3 separate regions of the Homo sapiens genome follow, and all the other regions are linked to region 3. Evidence: read pairs that join two places in POLR2A ChIA-PET (ENCODE). Cell type or tissue: OCI-LY7. All regions are shown on one strand. Each heading gives the region's core, and the rest is flanking DNA. Links, peaks and the distances in the headings are about the cores only.

Region 1 (8,113 bases), core at 991-5,990, 170 kb before region 3:
CTGGCTCAAGCGATTCTTGTGCCTCAGCCTCCTGAGTAGCTGGGATTGCAGGCAGGTGCCACCACACCTGGCTAATTTTTGTATTTTTAGTGGAGACAGGGTTTCACCATGTTGGCCAGGCTGGTCTCAAACTCCTGACCTCATGTTATCCACCTGGTTCGGCCTCCCAAAGTGCTGGGATTACAGGTGTGAGCCACCGCACCCGGCCTGTGATTCACTTTTGAGTTAATTTTTTGGTGTATGTGAATCAAATGTTATGTTTCACTTTTTTGCATATGGATTTTTTTTTCTAGCACCAGTTATTGAAAAGTTTTTCATTTTTCCATTGAATTTTCCTAGAATAGTTGTCCAGAAAACCTCCAATTTGTTATTGTGTATGTGATATGGTTTGGCTCTGTCCCCACCTAAATCTCATCTCAAATTGTAATCCTCACTTGTTGGGGGAGGTAGCTGGTGAGAGATGATTGGATCATGGGAGTTGTTTCCCCCATGCTGTTCTTGTGATAGTGAGGGATTTCTCATGAGATCTGATGGTTTAAAAGTGTCTGTCAGTTTCCCCTTGTCTCTCCCCTGTCACCATGTGAAGGTCTTTGCTTCCTTTTCACCTTCTACCATGATTGTAAGTTTCCTGAGACCTCTCCAGGTATAGGGAACTGTAAGTCAAGCCATTTTTCTTCATAAATTACCCATTCTCAGGTATTCTTTAGAGTGGTGTGAAAACAGACTAATACAGTATGGGTCTATTTCTGGACTCTAGTCTATTTCTGGACTCTCTAGTCTATTTCTTTGTCTATCTTAACACCATAGCACACCATCTTAATTATTGTAGTTTTAAAATAAATCTTGAAATTAGGCTGTGTTCATCTTCTAACTTTGTTGTTTTTCAAAGTTGTTTCAGCTAGTCTAGGTCCTTTGTATTTCTATATGAAATTTAAAGTTACCTTGTGAATTTCTTCAAAAAATGTCTTTTACCCACAAAGTATAAGGAACTTTTATTCAGAACATACAACTTTTACCCACAAAGTATAAAGAACTTTTATCCAGAATATATAAATATTTAATACACATTTATAGCAAGGAGTAGAGTTTGGATGGAGATGGGACATTTCTGTAAAGCTTATCCTATGTTCCTTTAGCACTTCTGTCCAAAGCAGCTCTAGATGACTTGTACTAGTAAAGGTGCACATTAAGTTAAGGGTCCAAGAACATTTCAGATAATTCTTAAAGTATTTAGAAATGTGAATATACTTTTGATGCTCAGGCCTGGTTTCTGAAAGCAATGGGCAAGTCAGACCATAAGGCAATTCAGATCTTGGCGGTATCGCATTAAAAATAGGCTGCATCTTTTTTAGTAGATGTAGGTTCTGCTAATGATTGCTGCAACCAGAAGTCAAAACTTCTTTCTTACACACAGTGTAGAAAGAACTGCAGTTCTTTTTATTTATTTATTTATTATTATTATGCTTTAAGTTTTAGGGTACATGTGCACAATGTGCAGGTTAGTTACATATGTATACATGTGCCATGCTGGTGCGCTGCACCCACTAACTCGTCATCTAGCATTAGGTATATCTCCCAATGCTATCCCTCCCCCCTCCCCCCACCCCACCCCACAACATGCTGCTATAAAGACACATGCACACGTATGTTTATTGCGGCACTATTTACAATAACAGAGACTTGGAACCAACCCAAATGTCCAACAATGATAGACTGGATTAAGAAAATCTGGCACATATACACCATGGAATACTATGCAGCCATAAAAAATGATGAGTTCATGTCCTTTGTAGGGACATGGATGAAATTGGAAATCATCATTCTCAGTAAACTATCGCAAGAACAAAAAACCAAACACCGCATATTCTCACTCATAGGTGGGAATTGAACAATGAGAACACATGGACACAGGAAGGGGAACATCACACTCTGAGAACTGCATTTCTTGCAGCCACAACTCCAACATGCCCATAGCACTCATGATCAGCCTTGAATATGTAAGACAGTGTTGCAGTGTCCTGGCCTTGCTGGTGGCAGCTGTGGGCATGGTCCTCTCTAAACTGAATCTTTTGTTCCACATTATGGTCATGTTATTCCAGAACCTAGATCCTTTTTTTTTTTTTTGAGAGGGAGTCTCGTTCTGTCTCCCAGGCTGGCGGCAGTAGCGTGATCTTGGCTCACTGCAACCTCCACTTCCCGGTTTCAAGCAATTCTCATGTCTCAGCCTCTCAAGTAACTGGGACTACAGCTGCACGCCACCACGCCTAGATAATTTTTGTATTTTTAGTAGAGATAGGGTTTCACCATATTGGTCAGGCTGGTCCCGAACTCCTAACCTCAGGTGATCCACCCACCTCAGCTTCCCAAAGTGCTGGGATTACAGGCATGAGTAACTGCACCCAGCCAGATCCGTTTTTAAAACTATCTTCCTTAGTGCTTCTTTTTTATTGGATTCAAATGCCAGTAGCTAGAAGCTACTAATTTATTGAGGCTTTACCCTGATACTGTTTACAATGCATCTTTTCAGGCATATATCATATTTGTGGATCAGACATTGACAATTACAAGGCACTGAAATGATTATATTCAATTGCCACAATTGAAGCCCTTGAAATAGGATACCTGAGATAATGCATTCCACATTCGTGTCTCATTTGATGATCAATGTATTAATCAGAATCAGAGATGATAGCATATTATATACTTGTCAAAATAAACTTATTAGAAATATATTAGTTCTAACTAAAATCTTGCATTGATTTATCATTTGTTTTATTAATAGTAAGCATTACACCTGCTCTCAAATCTTCTAATTAAAAGAAATCTGTTTCCTAGACAGATTGAAGTTAAATGGTTAGCATAATTCCTGTGTGTGTGTGGAGAGAAAAGATAGTAGCTCACTGGCATACTCCATTGGCATGCCTTACTTTCAGGAAAACAGAGAAGAACAGCTACAGGAAGCAATTGATATCCCTACACAGGTTGGGGTTGATATGCAAATTTATAAACACAATGTTTCCATTCTGGGTAAGCTATACAGAATCACACCAGCAGGGGTTTGATACTGTATTTTCTTCTGTTTTAGCTGTGTTGTCATTTCAGAAGCTGTGAAACTAAGAATCTCTAAAAGATGTGTTAAGAGATTCAAAACCCCAGCAGAGAACTATGTAACAATAAGCAATCATACAAAAAGTAAACAATAAAACATTCAACAATACAAGGAGGGTTTTACAAAATGGATTTACAAATTTGGGGTAGTATCAGTTTAATATGACTTTTGTTACTCCTTATTGTTAACATAGTGCTTAAGGAACTTTTAAAGGTAGTGTACAAATTGGATTAGTCCAGAGCTAGTTAGGGAATAGTTTATTATTATTATTATTATTATTTTTTATTTTTTATTTTTGAGACAGTTTTGCTCTTGTCACCCAGGCTGGAGTGCAGTGGTGCAATCTCAGCTCACTGTAACCTCTGCCTCCCGGGTTCAAGAGATTATCCTGCCTCAGCCTCCCAAGTCGTTGGGATTACAGGTGCCTGCCACCATGGCCAGCTAATTTTTTGTATTTTTAGTAGAGATGGGGTTTCACCGTGTTGGCCACGTTGCTCTCAAACTCCTGACCTCTGGTGATCTGCCCGCCTTGGCCTCCCAAAGTGTTAGGATTATAGGCGTGAGCCACCGCTCCTGGCCGGGAATAGTTTTTGTCTTTAATTAAGCTCTGTTTTACTTCTATATAGGCATAACTCAGAGATATCACAGGTTTGGTTCCAGACCACCACAATAAAGCAAATATCATAGTAAAACAAGTCACACATTTGTTTTTTGGTTTCTAAATGCACATAAAGGTTACACTATACCATATATACTCATATTAAGTTTACACTATACCGTATATAGTCTATTACACTATGCCATACATACTCTATAAGTTTACACTATACCGTATATACTCTATTAAGTTTATACTATACCATATATACTCTATTAAGTGTGCAATAGCATTATGGCTTAAAAAACTTGCATAATTTAAAAATACTTTGTTGCTAAAAATTGCCAGCAATCATCTGAGACTTCAGTGAGTCATAATCTTTCTGCTGGTGGAGAGTCTTGTCTGGATGTGGATGGCTGCTGACTGGTTAGGTTGGTGGTTGCTGAAGGTTGAGGTGGCTGTGGCAATTTGTTAAGGCAACACTGAAGGTTGCCACATTGGTTGACACTTCCTTTCACGAACGATTTCTCTGTAGCATTCAATGCTGTCTGATAGCATTTTACTCACATAGAACTTCTTTCAAAATTGGTGTCAATCCTCTCAAACCCCGGCACTGCTTAATCAACTAGGTTTATTTAATATTTTAAATTCCTCTTTGTCATTCAACATTGTTCATAGCACCTTCATCAGGAAAAGATTCCATCTCCAGAGACTGCTTTCTTTGTTCATCCATAAGAAGCAACTTCTTATGCGTTCAAGTTTTATTGTGAGATTACAGCAATTGTCACATCTTCAGACTCCACTTCTTTTTTTTTTTTTTGAAACGGAGTCTCGCTCTGTCGCCCAGGCTGGAGTACAGTGGCACCATTTCGGCTCACTGCAAGCTCCGCCTCCTGGGTTCATGCCCTTCTCCTGCCTCAGCCTCCACGCCCCCGCCACCACGCCTGGCTAATTTTTTTTTTTTGTATTTTTTGTAGAGATGGGGTATCACCGTGTTAGCCAGGATGGTCTCGATCTCCCGACCTTGTCATCCGCCCGCCTTGGTCTCCCAAAGTGCTGGGATTACAGGCGTGAGCTACCGCGCCCAGCCCAGACTCCACTTCTAACTCTAGTTCTCTTGTTATTTTTACCACATCTGTGATTCTTTCCTCCCCTGAAGCCTAGAACCCCTCAAAGTCACCCATTAGGTTTGGAATCAACTTCTTCCAAACTCCTGTTAATGGTGATATTTGACTTCCTTCCATTAATCATGATTCTTTTTTTTTTTTTTTTTTTTTTTTTTTTAGAGACAGGGTCTCACTCTGTTGCCCAGGTTGGAATGCAGTTGCATGATTATGGCTCACTGCAGCCAGCCTTGAAATCCCGGGCTCAGTCGATCCTCCCACCTCAGCCTTCCAAGTCACTGGGACTACAGGCACATGCCACCATACCCAGTTAGTTTTTTTTTCTTTTTTTTTTTTTTTTTTTTTTATTTTTTTTTTATTTTTTTTTTTTTTTATTATACTCTCAGTTTTAGGGTACATGTGCACATTGTGCAGGTTAGTTACATATGTATACATGTGCCATGCTGGTGCGCTGCACCCACTAATGTGTCATCTAGCATTAGGTATATCTCCCAATGCTATCCCTCCCCCCTCCCCCGACCCCACCACAGTCCCCAGAGTGTGATATTCCCCTTCCTGTGTCCATGTGATCTCATTGTTCAATTCCCACCTATGAGTGAGAATATGCGGTGTTTGGTTTTTTGTTCTTGCGATAGTTTACTGAGAATGATGGTTTCCAATTTCATCCATGTCCCTACAAAGGATATGAACTCATCATTTTTTATGGCTGCATAGTATTCCATGGTGTATATGTGCCACATTTTCTTAATCCAGACTATCATTGTTGGACATTTGGGTTGGTTCCAAGTCTTTGCTATTGTGAATAGTGCCGCAATAAACATACGTGTGCATGTGTCTTTATAGCAGCATGATTTATAGTCCTTTGGGTATATACCCAGTAATGGGATGGCTGGGTCAAATGGTATTTCTAGTTCTAGATCCCTGAGGAATCGCCACACTGACTTCCACAATGGTTGAACTAGTTTACAGTCCCACCAACAGTGTAAAAGTGTTCCTATTTCTCCACATCCTCTCCAGCACCTGTTGTTTCCTGACTTTTTAATGATTGCCATTCTAACTGGTGTGAGATGATATCTCATAGTGGTTTTGATTTGCATTTCTCTGATGGCCAGTGATGATGAGCATTTTTTCATGTGTTTTTTGGCTGCATAAATGTCTTCTTTTGAGAAGTGTCTGTTCATGTCCTTCGCCCACTTTTTGATGGGGTTGTTTGTTTTTTTCTTGTAAATTTGTTTGAGTTCATTGTAGATTCTGGATATTAGCCCTTTGTCAGATGAGTAGGTTGCAAAAATTTTCTCCCATGTTGTAGGTTGCCTGTTCACTCTGATGGTAGTTTCTTTTGCTGTGCAGAAGCTCTTTAGTTTAATTAGATCCCATTTGTCAATTTTGGTTTTTGTTGCCATTGCTTTTGGTGTTTTGGACATGAAGTCCTTGCCCACGCCTATGTCCTGAATGGTAATGCCTAGGTTTTCTTCTAGGGTTTTTATGGTTTTAGGTCTAACGTTTAAATCTTTAATCCATCTTGAATTGATTTTTGTATAAGGTGTAAGGAAGGGATCCAGTTTCAGCTTTCTACATATGGCTAGCCAGTTTTCCCAGCACCATTTATTAAATAGGGAATCCTTTCCCCATTGCTTGTTTTTCTCAGGTTTGTCAAAGATCAGATAGTTGTAGATATGCGGCATTATTTCTGAGGGCTCTGTTCTGTTCCATTGATCTATATCTCTGTTTTGGTACCAGTACCATGCTGTTTTGGTTACTGTAGCCTTGTAGTATAGTTTGAAGTCAGGTAGTGTGATGCCTCCAGCTTTGTTCTTTTGGTTTAGGATTGACTTGGCAATGCGGGCTCTTTTTTGGTTCCATATGAACTTTAAAGTAGTTTTTTCCAATTCTGTGAAGAAAGTCATTGGTAGCTTGATGGGGATGGCATTGAATCTGTAAATTACCTTGGGCAGTATGGCCATTTTCACGATATTGATTCTTCCTACCCATGAGCATGGAATGTTCTTCCATTTGTTTGTGTCCTCTTTTATTTCCTTGAGCAGTGGTTTGTAGTTCTCCTTGAAGAGGTCCTTCACATCCCTTGTAAGTTGGATTCCTAAGTATTTTATTCTCTTTGAAGCAATTGTGAATGGGAGTTCACCCATGATTTGGCTCTCTGTTTGTCTGTTGTTGGTGTATAAGAATGCTTGTGATTTTTGTACATTGATTTTGTATCCTGAGACTTTGCTGAAGTTGCTTATCAGCTTAAGGAGATTTTGGGCTGAGATGATGGGGTTTTCTAGATAAACAATCATGTCGTCTGCAAACAGGGACAATTTGACTTCCTCTTTTCCTAATTGAATACCCTTTATTTCCTTCTCCTGCCTGATTGCCCTGGCCAGAACTTCCAACACTATGTTGAATAGGAGCGGTGAGAGAGGGCATCCCTGTCTTGTGCCAGTTTTCAAAGGGAATGCTTCCAGTTTTTGCCCATTCAGTATGATATTGGCTGTGGGTTTGTCATAGATAGCTCTTATTATTTTGAAATACGTCCCATCAATACCTAATTTATTGAGAGTTTTTAGCATGAAGGGTTGTTGAATTTTGTCAAAGGCTTTTTCTGCATCTATTGAGATAATCATGTGGTTTTTGTCTTTGGCTCTGTTTATATGCTGGATTACATTTATTGATTTGCGTATATTGAACCAGCCTTGCATCCCAGGGATGAAGCCCACTTGATCATGGTGGATAAGCTTTTTGATGTGCTGCTGGATTCGGTTTGCCAGTATTTTATTGAGGATTTTTGCATCAATGTTCATCAAGGATATTGGTCTAAAATTCTCTTTTTTGGTTGTGTCTCTGCCCGGCTTTGGTATCAGAATGATGCTGGCCTCATAAAATGAGTTAGGGAGGATTCCCTCTTTTTCTATTGATTGGAATAGTTTCAGAAGGAATGGTACCAGTTCCTCCTTGTACCTCTGGTAGAATTCGGCTGTGAATCCATCTGGTCCTGGACTCTTTTTGGTTGGTAAACTATTGATTATTGCCACAATTTCAGAGCCTGTTATTGGTCTAGTCAGAGATTCAGCTTCTTCCTGGTTTAGTCTTGGGAGAGTGTATGTGTTGAGGAATGTATCCATTTCTTCTAGATTTTCTAGTTTATTTGCGTAGAGGTGTTTGTAGTATTCTCTGATGGTAGTTTGTATTTCTGTGGGATCGGTGGTGATATCCCCTTTATCATTTTTTATTGTGTCTATTTGATTCTTCTCTCTTTTTTTCTTTATTAGTCTTGCTAGCGGT
Region 2 (8,113 bases), core at 2,092-7,091, 610 kb after region 3:
GTTTTCTGAAAGGATAAACAAGATCAATAGACTGCTAGCTAGATCAACAAAGAAAACAAGATAGAAGAGCCAAATAAGCACAATCAGAAATGACAAAGGTGACTTTACAAATAATCCCACAGAAAGACAAAGGATCATTAGAGATTATTATGAGCACCTCTATGCACACAATTAGAAAATCTAGAGGAAATGGATAAATTCCCGGAAACACAATCTTCCAAGATTGAATCAGGAAGAAATTGAAACCCTGAACAGAACAATATTGAATTCCAGAATTCCATTAGTGATTAAAAAAAAACTATCAACCTAATAAACCCCTGGACCAGATGGAAAGAGTGAACTTTAATGTAGACTGTAGACTATGGGTGATTATGATGTGACATGTAGGTTGTTTGTAACAAATGTACCACTCTGGTCCGAGGAATGTTGGTAATGGGGAAGGCTACACATATGTGGGGGCAGGGGATATATGGGAAATCTCTGTACCTTCCTCTAAATTTTGCTATGAATCTAAAACTGCTTTTAAAAAATAAAATCTATTAAAAGAAAAAAGACATTATAAGTAAGGGTAGGGAGATATGGGTTAGGTGACAAGGTTCACAATAGGAGGATCCCATCATAACACATACTACAGTGAAAATAAAATCAAATTCCCATTATAATTTGTAAATCCCTGGGAAGCACTTATAATCATTCATTAAAAATCCCTTCAAAGAGTGACTTAAGAAATTTGTAAATATTATTTATCTTTGTCCTTTATCCTCTTATCAAAATACGGGAAAATCCTTATTCGTGTATTCATTTATTCAGCTCGCAAATATTTATTGAGTGGCTACTTTATGCCAGGGACTAGATTCTGAGAATGCAATGAACAAAACAGACTAAATATCATTTCCTTGTAGAGCTTATATACTTTAGAGTAAGTGAGAGATGACAATAAGCCAGTAAATAAGTAAATATATACAGCATGGCAGACAGTGATTATTTATTGGTTTAAAAGTCTTCCCATCTGGTAAAACAATAACTACAAATTAAATGATATGAAAAACTTATTTCACCATCAAATAGCAACATCACAACTTCTAAGATGTTCTTTCATCATTGAAGTATTGTGGAAGCATCACTTGATACCAGTCTCTAGAATACTGCCGCATGCTGCTGGCCTTTACAAACACGGTTGTCTTGGAAAAGGATGCGTTCCTTTAAACCCAGAGAGCAGAGGTAACAGATCCTGTTTGAAATGGTTGCTAAGGGACCATTCTATATAAATTAATTAGTAAACATCAACCCAGGTTTCAAAGGGCTAAGGAGGTCTCTCACTTGAGAAGGAAAAATTATTCCCTAATGATTAGGAAAAGGCTATCACAGGGTATTTCATGCACACCAGCAGCACTGCACTGCTGCATATTTTTTTCTTTTTGTTTTGAGGCTTTCTCTTTACTTCGTCCTTTATTGTCTTCTGTAGTTTTATTTATTGTTTCTGAGATTTTCCTTTCTTTCTTTTTTTTTATTTATTATTATTATTTTTTGCATGGGGGAACAGGGAGAAAATCAGGGAAATCTGGAAAGGCAAGCAGGTCTTTGTGTCTTTTAAAAGGTGAGCAGAAGATAGCATGTCCTTCCTGCTGCAGGGCAGAGACTGAAGAGACACTGTTTATGAGGGTTTTTGACATTAAGTCAAAAATGTTCAAAAATGTTATTGAAGTTAAACACAGGCCCAGAAAGTGGTGTTGTTGTTTTTTATCAGAGATAAATTACGAGCGATTTCTGAAAATTTTCTGTGAGAAATAGGGTTAGGATAGAGAGTTTAATATATCGTTATGTTTATATTATTTAAATGTTGCTATAAATAGTTTTGCTGATTTGTAAATAGTTGGCTTAAAATGATGCTTGGATGTCTTCATAAAGGGTTTAATTTCCATAAAGAGTAAAATTTAGAAGAAGATGAGGTAAAACTTTGACTCAGGTATCTCACAGGACGTCTGACTGCTAGGGTCAAAAAGACCACGATAACATAATAGTTCATTTGATGACAAGTTAATTGAATTTCATGAATAATTATGAGAAAGAAAAAAAAGCAAGCTTCTGGTACTCTAGCCTTGTAAACATCATAAAACATTAAAATAAGAGCTAGGGAGAGCTGTGGAAAATGTAAAAATAATTTTTCTTTTAGAATTTATTTTTTAATGTTGTCATATTTTTAAATCATAAAACAATTTTATTTTGAAAGGTAAATGCTTGTAAGGCATTCTTATTCTAAGTATACTTGTGATACAAACTGACTCAAGCATAAATTATGACTAGTTAGAGCAGTACATTACTAACTTAATATCAAGAAGATACATATTTTTTCCTTTTTAAAGCTAATTCTCAATGAGATGAATAAGACAAAAAATAAACCTTTGTATGCCAAATGGAGTTCCAGCTACTCGGTCATAAGGAAAGACTTGCAAACTTGCAAATAAGAATTTTTTTTAAAAAAAAAGAAAGATGAAAAAATATCTTCATATTCTTATCTCCTGCTGTTCTACAAAATTTGCCCTCATTTTACTTATATAGTCCTTGCTTGTTTGGTAAAGAGGGAGCCCTGTGGGATTCCAAAGGTAACACAATAGAGGCAATGGACTGTTTCATTTCCCATATGCAAGTGATTACAGAAGGAATGGAAGAAGCTAGCACTAAAGAGGGATTTTTTAAAAGAATAAATGCCCAGTCAGTGTTATTTGAAAAGTATCTAGTTACAGGTCAAGTTACGTGTATTTATCATAGGTGGGAAGGTTAGATTTTCACTACATTAAGATGTAAAACTAGCATATCAGTGTGCACAGTGAGGTTTCTGAACTCAAAGGATAATATTAGATATTTTCCTATTCTGTCCTAGGAGCAAGCTTATACTATATATGGGGGAGGAAATCAACATATCTGAGCAGTATGGTCAGATAAGAAACATTCACGTGATGTTCATAATACAGCTAGTGTCTCCTGCTGGCTTTTGTGAAACAGTTTAAACAGACAAATACTAGACCAGGGGTGTCTAATCTTTTGGCTTCCCTAGACCCCATTGGAAGAATTGTCTTGGGCCACACATAAAATACACTAAAAAAAAATTCACAAAAAGATATAATGTTTTAAGAAAGTTTGTGAATTTGTGTTGGGCAGTATTGAGAGCTGCCCTGGGCCACATTGCAGCCCACGGGCCGCAGATTGGACAAGCTTGTTTGGCTTTTGCTTTCCAGTTTGTTTACTTCAATTCAATGAGTAGTTTCTATGAAACTATAGATGTTGTCTTGGCCTACACCAGAAGTTTCTCTGGAATGTAAGATGAATAAATGAATGTGTGAAAAATCAAATCAAGAAGATGGGAGGAGATTATTAAAGTAAAGAGATTCTTCCTGGTGCTGAACTTTGCCATGAACTTGGCTTGGTTTCTTTCTTTCTTTCCAAATTTTGAGTAAATGGGAACCATTCTAAATAGGCGAGTCATTGGGTGAGTTGTCATATGCAAAGGTTAGGCACTTTCCTACTCTAGCCCTTAGGCCTTCCCTTTGACTTGATTTAAGCTACATCCACAGTGTGTGGGGAGAATTTGCTTCTGAGCTGATGTTAGTGGGTCCAAAAAGTGAAGTTGTAGAAACAGAGAATGTAGGTAGGACGCATTTTTCTTTGCCAAGTTGCCTTCCACATGCATGGAAGGCCATGTTCAGCTTTTACCTCTCCAAGTGAAAACTGCTGTTCCCTGTCTGCCCACTTTCTAGTTGTGCATATTGCTTCCTCAAGAGAACGTTCGAGACCAGGCATGATGGCTCATGCCTGTAATCCCAGCACTTTAGGCAGCTGAGGCGGGAAGACTGCTTAAGCAAAGGAGATCAAGACCAGTCTGGGCAACATAATGAGACCTTGTCTCGATTAAAAAAAAAAAAGAGAGAGAGAGAGAGAGAAAGAGAGAGAGAGAACATTAGAAGTAGGGAAATACATGTGCAAAATGTCATACGTTTTGAAGTATTAAAATGTATGAAATTATTACATATTCATTTCAACCAATTTTATCTAGTTAAGAAAAACCGAAACCAAGAATGAAACAAGCATTTTTCATTGCAAAATCGGAATTTGGCAGATTTATTATCAAATAGGTGAGAGTACTATTTGCCACGATCTAAAGAGTACTGTGTATAGACATCCGCCCTGTATTTAGCTTAAGACTTCGGAGTTTGAAGAAAGTTCACAATTGTCCATTAGCAACCGCCGATACCTTGGCATGGGATGCCCACAACACCAATTTATCAAATGCATACCTGCCTCAAAACAATCTTTTCCTGGCAGATGCTTTAATTGCGCTCTGCAAGAGAGCCAGCTTGCCATCCCATGAGCAGGCACTCTTTGGAGGCTGACAGCCGATTGGCTCCCCCTAGGGGCAGACGAGCCTCCGCGGAGGGAAGGCACCGTGGCAGGTTGCCAGGAAACCAAGCCCTTGGTGCGGCTGATAGAAAAACACAGGAGCAGAGGGTCTCCTTTCTGTGCATTGTTTGGTTAGGCGGCTTCGTCTCTCTCTAGCACACCAGCTGAGTGCAGATCCTGTCTTAACACTCTAAAGCCAAGAAGTTCATCTCCACGAATCCCGACGGAGACACTTTCCTATATCACTTTCTCCTTCTCAGGGGCTGTCTCCCCTGATTTCCTTACACTCTTCATGTTTGCTTTTCATAGTTGCTCTTGCAAACGCGAGACAAAGCTGGAGGAGTGTGTTTGGGAAAATAGATGGCTGAGCTCCAGTAGTCAGGGAGCAATGTGACTTAACGAGGATATTTTATCCTTATGGCTTCATACCTGCAGAGCTCTTTTCCTTCTAAAAGCTCAAAGAACAATTCTGGTCTTGATTTTGCCTCAGCAAGATGCCATAACGTTTAAGAAAATACAACTTCAAAAGAAGACTCTGAAGAAAATCATAGAGTATTTTTGCGATTAGTATATTTATGCAGCATTATAAGATATATAAAGTTGTAGGTGTTGCTCCGCCAAATCTTTTATTACTTTGATTATACTTCGAATAGTCTTCATGTGCTTGAGAAAGGATTTTTTAAAATTATTTTCTTTACCACTTCGGCTTTATGTTCCAATATCTCTTTCTTAGTGAAGACTTCTCCAATTATATTATTTAAAAGTACAGCTCACTTCCCATAAGCACTTCCTGTTTCTGACCCTACTTACTTTTCCGTAATGCTTGTATCAGTCACAGTTCAACTAGGGAAGCAGGACCACTAAGAGTGGGATGAAACATGGGTGTATTATAGAAATAAGGCCTTACACAAAGAACAACTGGGGAACAAAGCCTCTAAGAAGGGAACTAGGAGGCTGGAGAAATGTCCTGAAGCAGCCCTCCTGAAGCACTGTTGCAGATGATGGACAAATAGGAGCTTTCCAAAAGAATACTGGTGGTGAGGCACATGGAGCTGGAATTGGGCAGCATAGGAGAGCTGGTAAAGTCAGCAGAAGGCTCTTGCCTCTGCTTCTATTGGTCGGCCTGAGATTGCCGTAGGTCAGCAGGACAGACAGGAGAAAGAGCTGGACACAGAGCAAGGGGAGAGGAGGAGGCAGAAGGCTCTGGCACCTCTGCATCCGTCTTTCACAGCATGTAGCCATGATGATGTGCAGATAGCACGGCTGCTGCTTCATTTCCAACCTCCAAACCTTGCGAAAATTCCTCTTTGGCCAATTCCACCCAGGAACCATACGAGGAAAGGGATGCTGGGAAACATGGTTCCAGCTTAGGCAGTTGGACACAGTACAAACCTACAAGTGTTTAACCCCTTTCCCCATCTGACATACTGTATACAATTATATAGATTTGTATCCCTGTATGTGCACATACACACGCACACAATTCTAAATTCTATGAGTACAGGGATTTTTATCTGTTTTACATACCTCAGTGTCTTGGCACATAGTAAATATTTACTATGCTTGGCACATAGTAAATATTTAATGAATATTTATTGTCTGAAGTTTTGATTGCTAGCCTTTGAATTTTACCTGTGGACAAAACCTGAGTCAGGATCGTTAATTTTGACAAAAATTGACAAATACAGTTGACAAAACCTAGATCCAGGAAATGAAAAAGTGACCAATTCCAAGAACATGAGTAAGCTGCCAAGCCAGAATTGGAGACAGCAGTGTTTGCTAGTGCATAAGACACTGTCCAGTTAACATGTCCCTCTCCTGTGAGAAATTCGACTCAGTCTACTTCCAGCGGTGGCCTCATTTCTGTTTTTAAGCTCAGGAAAGCTTACATGTGGTTTGCTTAAAAGAAAAGCCAAAGTGGATGGATCCAGTTTGCCAGCTTTACCCAAGTGAAACCAGGAATTAAGCTGTAGAGATGCATTTTTCAGCATCAAGGGCCACCCAGGTCTTAGAAATTCATATTGTTAAATGTCTTGAGAAGACCCCAATTTCTACAGCCTAAGTGGGACACACTTTCTCATCTTATACATTTCCAGGGCCAGATTTTATTAATAACTGGCTGAATCTTAACAGACATAGTTCCTACCCCTATATATGTCCACTATTAGACTGTCTAGTGGCCTTATACCCATTAAGGGGATCATATTTTGAAACCTACAATTTGATTACTTATAAAGGATTTAGAAATCTATCTAATTAAAAGACCTGAGAGAACCACAAATTGAGGCATGTAACCTGATATAAAAGCTTGATTCACTATGGCCCCTGTGTAGCCTGTGTATCAGCTGGAATAATTTTCATTGCAAATAAAACAATACAATGTGGCATAAGCAATAGAGGAAACTTATTAGTTCACATAACTGAAAACCTCAGCCTTCAGGCTGGGACTGATCAGAGCTCCAAATGCATTTCTTTTGTTTTCTTGTCTGTGTCTCTTCCATCCCTTACCCTCTGACTAGCTTCACAAGATGACTGCCTGCAGCACCTGAAGCTGTGTGTTTCCTCAGTCGTGTGCATGGGGAACAAAAGGGCATGTTTCGACACTATTAAACAAAAGTCCAAGGATTATGTTAATAATAGTACCACTACATTAATCCTTGTGTCCAAAGAAATATCATGAGACTGACTGGCTTAGGTCAGGGTTATATAAAGCTATTGCAGTGGGGTGATGGGAGGGATTACCCTGATATTCCAGTACAGGCCCCATGGGCACTGTATTGGCCTGCCAAAGCTGCTGTAACAAGGTACCATAGACCAGGTGGGTACCTTAAACAATGGAAATTTATTTTCTCACAGTTTCAGAGTCTAGAAGGCCAAGATCAAGGCATCGGCAGGCCTGGTTTCTCCTGAGGACTCTTTCCTTGGCATGCAGATGATACTTTCCTACTGTGCCCTCACCTGGCCTTTCCTCTAATTAAAAGACCCAAAAGAACCACAAATTGAGGCATATAACCTGATATCAAAGCTTGATTCACTATGGCCCCTATAATATATAAACTGTACATCAGTTACAGTGATTTTCATTCCAGATAAAACAATACAATGTGGCTTAAGTAATAGAAGAAACTTCTTAGTTCACATAATTGAAAACTTCAGCCTGCAGGCAGGGACTAATGAGAGCTCCAAATGCATTTTTTTCTGTTTTCTTGTCTGTCTATAAGGACTTAGTCCCTCCCTCTTCTTATAAGGACATTAGTCATATTGGATTGGGTTCCCATCTCACCACCTTATTTAACTTTAATTACCTCTTTAAAGGTCCCATATCCGAATATAGTCACATTGGAGGTTAGGGCTTTAACATATGAATTTGGAGGACAGAACTCAGCCCGTAACAGCAGCTGAGAATTGGAACAATCTCTTTCAAATAACTTGACTACAAAAGTACAGGGGAGAAAGGTATTGGGGAATCAACCAAAATGTTCATGAAAATCCAAAAAAATCTTAAACCCTTAAAAGTTCCCTTTACCCATCAAATTAATGATGATTTTTAAAAACATCATTAACGGTGTATTGAATTTCCCCAGGGCAAACTGCTACTAAATGTGGGTCTCCTGGGCCTTATTGTTTTGTCTAAGCAAATATTTTCAGAAGCGTATTCTAAGGAGTGCTAGTCTCATGACATACTGAAAAAAACTCCTGTTTAAATAAATAATGATAA
Region 3 (8,113 bases), core at 2,148-7,147:
CTGAAGCATAAAGTTGTTGGTAATTCAGTGATTATGTGTAAATTACCTAGCATAGATTGTTGTATGAAAGATAGTAAAAGCATTTCACATTCAATCCTCTTCCCTTGATGGTTGGCCAGGCTGCATATTCCAAAGATGGCTTTGACAATAACTTCCAACCCACATACTCTTTGACAATGTGACTTTGCAACTCTATTATCAAGAGGAAGAGTCTCATTTCACCCCCTTTCAAACTGGGCTGCCTTTCAGAATTCGCTTGTAACTAGTGGAATTTGGTGAAAGTGATACTGTATACCTTCTGAGGCTGGGCAGGAAAAAAACCAGGTAGTGTCAGCCTTGGTCTTCTAGAAGACTCATTTTCCAGATGCTCCATCTCAGAAGGCTTTTTCTGGAGCTCAGCTACCATGCTGTGAGGAACTCAAGCCACGTGGAGAGACTGTGTGCAGGCATGCTGACTGACAGTCCAAGCTGGGCTCAGCCTTTGAGTTATCCCAGCTCAGGCACTTGCTAGAATAAACCTCCTAAAATAAAAGACTGTGAGTGAAGAAGCTTCCAGGTGATACCAGCCCCTGACTGTTGAGTCACCCTCAACCCACTGAAGCCTTCCAAGCTGAGGCCCCAGATGTCCTGGAGCACAAATAAGCCCTCCCCATTGTACTCTGTTTAAAATCCCAACCCACAGACCCTGTGAGCATAATGGTTGCTGTTTTATGTCACTGAGTTTGGAGTGGTTTGTTGCACAGCAATAGATAATTAGAACAGATGGATTTCAAGAGAGAACTGCTTTACAATGAATCATATTATTTTTGAATACTTTCTACGCTGAGGCTCCAATATTCCTGCATGCAGGTCTTTCAGTTAACTTGGAAACTGAGAAAAAAATTACTCTTTAATTAATTTCTGAATTCATATCACAGGGTTTTGGGAGCTTATCCCTGACTAAAATACTTTTCCATCATGTGTAAAATTATGGGTCTACTTGCTTGAGGAATATTTCATTTCTTCAGATAGGAACTAGTTCTCTTTATCTTCAGATTTAGTGGAAATGTAAATGTTGGAAAACTCATTTATTTGATATTCATATAAATTTGTGAGACACAATATTTTTGTAAATGATAAGTGGGAGAGTATACCTTGGTATATGTGAAGACACTGGCTACCTCAAATGTAATGTGTTTTATGGCTTTTATCACTAATTATCATTTATAGGAAGAATTTGTTTATATGAAGAGGCGTTGAGGAAAGATGAGATATTAAACTGTAAAGTTCTCTTCCATTGTAGTCATTAGAACTACCACTTATGAACAATTAAACCATGTACAGTTTCCAGAATGGCAACCTGAAAATTGTCTAAGGAAGATATTCATTTTAATTATGTAAATTGAAAGAGGCACTTTTTTTTGCTATTTTTCTATCTTACAGTAATTGAGAAATCATTAAAAATTGGAATACACTTCCATTAGATTTACAGGGGGAGAAAAGAGACTGTGTTAATATCCAAAACATTTTCTTTCTTAGACCATTGTCTTGACAGATGAGATAATTAAATCTGAGTCTCTGTAGTGGTAAAATAGGTGACATAGAAGGAAAACAAGGAAGTGCAATATATGGTTAATTAACAGATGTCAATTATATCTTAGAATTGAATGTGTCCTCAGAAAGCGAGGGGACTAGTTAGAAGAGGCAGAGTTGGAGACTGATGAGAAACCATGCCTGTAAGCTTTCAGGTGCACCCTCTTAATAGCCAGATACTGCTGGGCCTGGACAGGGACAAAACCCAGAAAACCTGCTGGGTACATTGCACACTGGAAATCCAAGATTCTGACAGTGAAAGCCTATTGTCTGTAGAGAAAGCATGCTTCTTAATTTCCCATTTTCCAATTCTTTGCAAACTTCCTAGAATAAAAGGACTTGGTGGACAAGAGGGAAGCACAAAGTCTAGGAAATCTTTCAGGTCTCAGACTTCATAGCATCATTCTTATTGTTTTCTGTCCCAATATGCAGATTTCCCTGTCATTTTCTTTTAGACTCTTCTGCTTGACAAGTATGCATTTTTGTAAGAACCTCTCAGATTCTACCTGAATTGCCTACTAACATTTTTTTCCCCATAGAGACAGGTCACACTCTGTCACCCAGGCTGGAGTGCAGTGGTGCGATCATAGCTCACTGCAATCTCGAACTCCTGGGCTGCAGCAATCCACCTGCCTCAGCCTTCTGAGTAGCTAGGACTACAGACACTCACCACCATATCCTGACAATTTTTATAATTTTTTGTAGAGACGGGGTGTCATCCTGTTGCTCAGGCTGGTCTCAAACTCCTGGCCCTAAGTGATCCTCCTGCCTCAGCCTCTCAAAGTGCTGGGATTACGGGTGTGAACCTAATCGCAGAGGTAAGAGCACACTGCAATGTAAAGTTAGTTCCATGATTGTTTCCTCTCACCTGTTCAGGTGGTTCATTGCTGAACTGCCTCAGCTCCTTCTAAATGAAGAGATAAACGGAGGGTGTTGCCTGAGGCAAGGAAAGTAAATCAATTTAGAATTAATTCATGCCAAAAGTGAGTAGGAATAGGTTTATACTTTTCTATGTATCTATTCTTTTGAGATATACACATATATTAAAAGTAATTCAAAAATTAAATATCCTCAGGATTTTTTCTAACAAATCAAAGGAGGTTTTCATTTAATGTGGAATTTAGATTATTTTTGAGTAATTAATACACCTCTAAGTATTGGTATGTGAGAATGCACATTTGCAATATTTTTATTCCATTAAAATTTTTTTTTGACCTAGCTTGCTTGTCAGTTCAGTCACCAAGCTTCATGAAGCTTTGCTAATTTTGTGAAATTTGGAATAGTGTTTTGCCACTTTAGAGATAATCCCTGAAAGCTTCCTTCTTGCATATGGCAATAAATCATTCTTTCCACTAAAAGCCTCTATGTCATTTGAAATTTATTACACAGAGCGGGTAGTGGACTTAAAAGCCATTTCACGTGTCTTATTGCTTCAATCATCTAATTTATGGGTTTCAGCTGCAATTGTAGTTGGAAAAAGTATTTTCCTTTCCCTGATCAATATAAGTCTGGTTTTGCATTCATTCCTCACTAACCTTCCGGGCCTGATTTCATCCACTGCCTCTCCTGGATTTCGTAGGTTCTACAGTCATTCTCCAGTTTCCATCATTCAAGAAAATGCAGGTAGGAAATGGAAAGAAAGTGCCAACAAGGCTGATGTAGATTGACTAAGCTTTCCCAGCTCTTAGCTGCACTTGTCAAAAGATATCTTAGTTATTATTAGTTGAGCAATCTTGCCCTAGGGAAAGGGAAACTGTCAAAAACTCCTGTGTTTAATATGTACATCTCTGGCTTCATGGAGAGAGCATGAAGGAAGCCGATTAAACACAGATGAGCTAAGCCTAAGTAACACACACTTAACACAAAGAAGGATAAGGAATTGGTACTCTTTAATGCCATGTTGGAGGTGGGATTTTTTTCCTTCACAGTGAAAAATGAATCTCTGTTCCCATGTGTCAGTCATTCTCATCACCGTGGTGAAAGATAGTATTAATGGGTTGATAAAGTGAAGAAGAATGTAGGAAAGTAATAGTCTCTCTCACCTGGGTCTCATGTGAAAAGCACACCTGTGTGGGTATAACGATTGAGCTCCTGCAGTGTCCAGGTCATAGACCCTGTCTCTGACTGCCACCAGGATGGTTGTAAAAGGCACTGCTGCGTTCTCTGATTTCAATGTAAAAAATAAGATTTGCACCCAAACACTCCTATCCTGAGTTACCATAATTACGTCTTAGCCCCATCAACCTTATGTTTCAATCCGTTCAACCTCATGGGGAAATTCAAAATTTATTCAAAGCCTATCACATGCAAGATACTAAAAGACAATTCCCTCCTATACTCTCTCCTATACAATTCTTAGTCAATGCTGGGAAGCATTTGCTGCTCTTTTAACCCTCCTGAGTGGGTCTCACGTGGGTACCCCTCCTCCTCTATTCTCCTGTGGCAAAACTCTTGGTTGTCTCCAAAACAGCTATTTCTTTATCTTTTTTCTTGATTGCTGGGAGACCTTTCTCCCACAATAGAAATACTTGCATTCTCATCTCCCTTGCCCTTATGGTATAGGTATGAGACCCAATCCTGGTAAAAGGGACTGGAGGAGATGTCTGCTAGGGGCTCCTGGGGAATATTTTACCTAATAAGACAGGCATGTGGAGGGAATCCCTCCCTTTCTCTCTGGATAGGAACATGTCAGCCTGTGACACCTGGGACTGTGTCTTGATAACACACAGAGAATGGCAGAGTGGACCAATGAGAGCCCTGGGTCCTTGGTAGTGAGCTGCCCTATTCCTGGGACATTTTGTAGATTGAAAACAATGTATTTTTACAGAGACAGTTGGAGTTTAGTAGGTTGGCCAAGTAGTCTGGAATCTCAGGCTCTAAGATGATTATACTCATTTTTAAAATATGACAGATAACATTCCTTCTTGGTGGTCCTCGTTCCCTTTGAGTTAAATCAACTCCTCAGCTTAGGCTGAGAGGTTAAGAGAAAAGCTCCATGATCCAGATGCCAATACAAGTTTGCTTGCTAAAGACAGTTGTGGAAACTAAAGATAAGATTCATACCCGGCCTGGGCCGGGCGCGGTGGCTCATGCTTGTAATCCCAGCACTTTGGGAGGCCCAGGCGGGCGGATCACGAGGTCAGGAGATCGAGACCATCCTGGCTAATGTGGTGAAACCCCATCTCTACTAAAAATACAAAAAATTAGCCGGGTGTGGTGGCAGGTGCCTGTAGTCCCAGCTACTCGGGAGGCTGAGGCAGGAGAATGGCGTGAACCCGGGAGGCGGAGCTTGCAGTGAGCCGAGATGGCACCACTGCACTCCAGCCTGGAAGACAGAGCAAGACTCTGTCTCAAAAAAAAAGATGCATACCCGGCCTGGTGGTGCACTTGTAGTCCTAGCTACTCAAAAGCCTGAAGTAAGAAGATGGTTTGAACCTGGAAGTTTGAGACCGGCCGTCTGTCTCTAAAAAGAATGAGACAATTTTCATATTCTTCAGATGTGAGAAACTTTACTTTTTATTTTTTTCTTAGGTGAATTGTCTCCCCAAATTTAAGCAATAAATGATACCACAACTATTTGATGTGTTGTGAAGCATGAACAAAGATTTTTTTTTTTAAACAAAAAGAGAAGTGAAAACAAAACTTGACATAAATAACGTATCGTAATAAAACCACAGGGCAATTTTACTTATGAATAACTGCAAACATAGGAGATAAAATGAGAAGATTGAATCCAGCAACACATTAAGGGAAAAAAAAAACCATGATGCCAGCAATTTAAAAATGGTTCAATATTAGGAAAAATCCTGAAATAATTCTCACATTTTAAACTGGAAGAAAAAAATCATATAAGCTTTCTCACTAATGAAAACCAGCAATATTTTTGATCCATTCTTTAAAAGAGCTCTTCATAAAATAGGAATAATAGGTATATCATTAACATGAGTCACATTAGATAGATGGAGATCTGATGCTATATGTGCAAAGTAAATTTACAGCCAGAAGCTGGGTGCGGTGGCTCACGCCTGTAGTCCCAGCACTTTGGGAGGCCGAGGCGGATGGATCACCAGAAGTCAGAAGTTCGAGACCAGCCTGGCCAATATGGAGAAACCCATTCTCTACTAAAAATACAAAAATTAGCCAGGCGTGGTGGCACACACCTGTAATCCCAGCTACTCGGAAGGCTGAGGCAGGAGAATCGCTTGAACCTGAGAAGTGGAGGTTGCAGTGAGCTGAGATTGTGCCATTGCACTCCAGCCTGGGCAACAAGAGCGAGACTACATCTCAATAAATAAATAAATAAATAAAAAACAAATAAATAAACAAATAAAAGAACTTTCCAGCCAGAAAACATAGCTTTGCATTTCAATCCCTCCATTTGCAGTCTGGGAGACCTTAGGTATGTCATTTTACTCTCTTGGTTTCAGTCATTTAACGTCAAAAATGAAGCTAGTAACGACTATCTTAGGAGGATTAAAACGATGCAAAATACATGTAAATGCATTTAACATATTGATTCAACCATTCATAAATGGTTGCTTTTTAATAAAATATCACCTATTCTAAAGATTTACTCACCCCAACATGGAAAAAAAAACAGGAAATATCTGAACACATACTTAGTTGAAGTCAATAAATGTTCAACATTTCCTCCAATTAATCAAGTAGCATAGATACTTTCTTCTGATGATTTTCCCAGACAAGATCTTCAGTCATAATGAGGTAAAAGCTTCAAAAGCCTTCTATGGCACATGTTGCAACAGAAGGTTGACTCTTTTTTTTTTTTTTTTGTCAGTCGTATCTATCCAAAAGAAGACACATGTTCTCACGGAATGTTCCCAACAACTGTTGGTTTAGAATCCATGACCTTCTCCAGATCACGGGGCATCATTCACCTTCCTGGAGAAGCTCATCTGTGGAGTCCTCTTCTCCACTCCTCTGTTTCTCTGGCCTCTTGCTTCTCTAATCAAGCACTCATAATTTATGGAAGGCTGAAGAAGCAGTTAACTTTTTTTTTCTTCTGTAACTCTCTTTGGAAATTGCAAATTAGTTTCCATAACATAGCTCTGCAATTTTCCTAATTCTGTGATTCTATTTATCTCAAGTGCAGCAATGAGAGGAGGGAGAAGAGGACACCAGCTCAATCCCAGCGTCCGTGTTGAGTGCGAACACCTTCACATCTTTATGAAACCCAATCATATGTTTCTGTTGCTTTATAGTTTCTATTTCATTGTGTCACATCAATGTGTATAGACACCCTGTCGCATCAGTAAGTGTAATCTTTTCTTAAAGGCGAGTAGGGTTCCAAGGAACTGGGCTTCTCTGAATCTGGAGTCTAAAATATGACATTAAAATAAATGCCTTAGATTTCTACTTTAATTCCTTCTAAATACCCCACAAATAGTCAATGGATGATTTATACTTTTTTTCTCTTTGTTCAATACATCATGCAATGAGTAGGTCTTACAAAATTGACATAGCTAATCTCTTGATATAAACTATGAAGTGTAAACTTCCCACCAACCATCACTTTGTACCAGAGTACACTTTTTTTTCTTGTTGTAAGTGCCCCTTTGTGGCATGTGAAGTTAGCTTTTTCTGTATTTAAATCAAACTTCTTACATTTCTTGCTTATAGGCACTTAAGCCATAGATGCTCTTGTATGCTAAAATTATTTAAAATTATTTCTTGCTAAAAATGTCAAGCATCCCACATCTGGGGGCTATTAGTAGAAACAAATTAGTGGTATCTAAATATATTTTTAAAATTATAAATAGTGGGAAATTTAGGAAGTGCAGAAAAAGTAGAGAGAACCAGATAACAATCATTTGTAGTTCACCATCCAGGGGTAACTACTCTTGACAACTTGTTTCATTTGCTTCCCATCTTTTTTGCAATGTACATATTTGAGATATATGAATATATTTATGCACCTATACCTGTCTATTTATAGAGAGGAAGACGGGAGGAGAGACTGTGTTGGTTTTTCTCAAACAATAAAACTTAGGTTGCTGTTTGCTTCACCTACTCACAAACAGCCTAGCTTGTTTAGTATGTCTTTATTATTTTGTTTTATTCAGTTTGCTAATATTTTATTAGGGGCACAGAAAGTCATAGGAATCTGCCCAATAATCTTCTAAATCTTCTACTGTGTTAATGGACTATTTACCTGACTCTTTTATGAAAATAGAAGTTAAAATGCTTAGAATTATATACTTTCTGCATAAAGAAGAGAAACATTCCTGATACATAAGAGCAGACAAATGTTTTACCTAATTCCTGAGCATCAAGACCTCACAAATTTAAGAGCCAGTCCTTAAAGATGATCAAGTTTAGCTTTCCCACTTTACAGATAAAATTAGTCCATGAAAAGACTATGCCTAATTCTTATGGTCTGGTGATTACTCTCTGATGATTTTTAGCTGAAATCTAAAACATTAATTACAGTAAAAGAATGGTTGTGAAGTCCTCTATTTTATGGAGTTAAGAGACATCTACAATGATGTATTAATCAAGAGGTTGATCTGATCTCCAACATACT

Evidence for each region. Peaks named below come from ENCODE experiments on the same cell type or tissue, not always from the same donor. Only the 100,000 strongest peaks of a DNase experiment are listed, where the experiment ranks them.
Region 1: POLR2A ChIA-PET joins it to region 3 with 6 read pairs; 2 of 35 experiments call an interaction of 5 or more read pairs at or near these places.
Region 2: POLR2A ChIA-PET joins it to region 3 with 5 read pairs; 1 of 35 experiments calls an interaction of 5 or more read pairs at or near these places.

What each region holds. Positions count from the first base shown.
Region 1 is chr6:19,767,997-19,776,109 of GRCh38, reverse strand. The region is part of intron 2 of LNC-LBCS (lncRNA bladder and prostate cancer suppressor, hnRNPK interacting); the gene reads left to right. Among named protein-coding and RNA genes, the nearest start is that of LNC-LBCS, 33 kb to the left of the region's middle. In OCI-LY7, for the core only: a CTCF peak has its summit at 3,046; a DNase peak (open chromatin) is centred at 3,029; H3K4me3 peaks cover 242 bases.
Region 2 is chr6:18,986,846-18,994,958 of GRCh38, reverse strand. The region is part of intron 1 of LOC105374958 (a long non-coding RNA gene); the gene reads right to left. Among named protein-coding and RNA genes, the nearest start is that of TRQ-CTG1-1, 150 kb to the right of the region's middle. In OCI-LY7, for the core only: CTCF peaks have their summits at 4,199 and 4,409 (motif pointing left); a DNase peak (open chromatin) is centred at 4,418.
Region 3 is chr6:19,595,113-19,603,225 of GRCh38, reverse strand. No RefSeq gene overlaps it. Among named protein-coding and RNA genes, the nearest start is that of LNC-LBCS, 210 kb to the left of the region's middle. In OCI-LY7, for the core only: no CTCF peak of the experiment used is centred there; DNase peaks (open chromatin) are centred at 2,175 and 5,105; H3K4me3 peaks cover 1,323 bases; H3K27ac peaks cover 4,259 bases.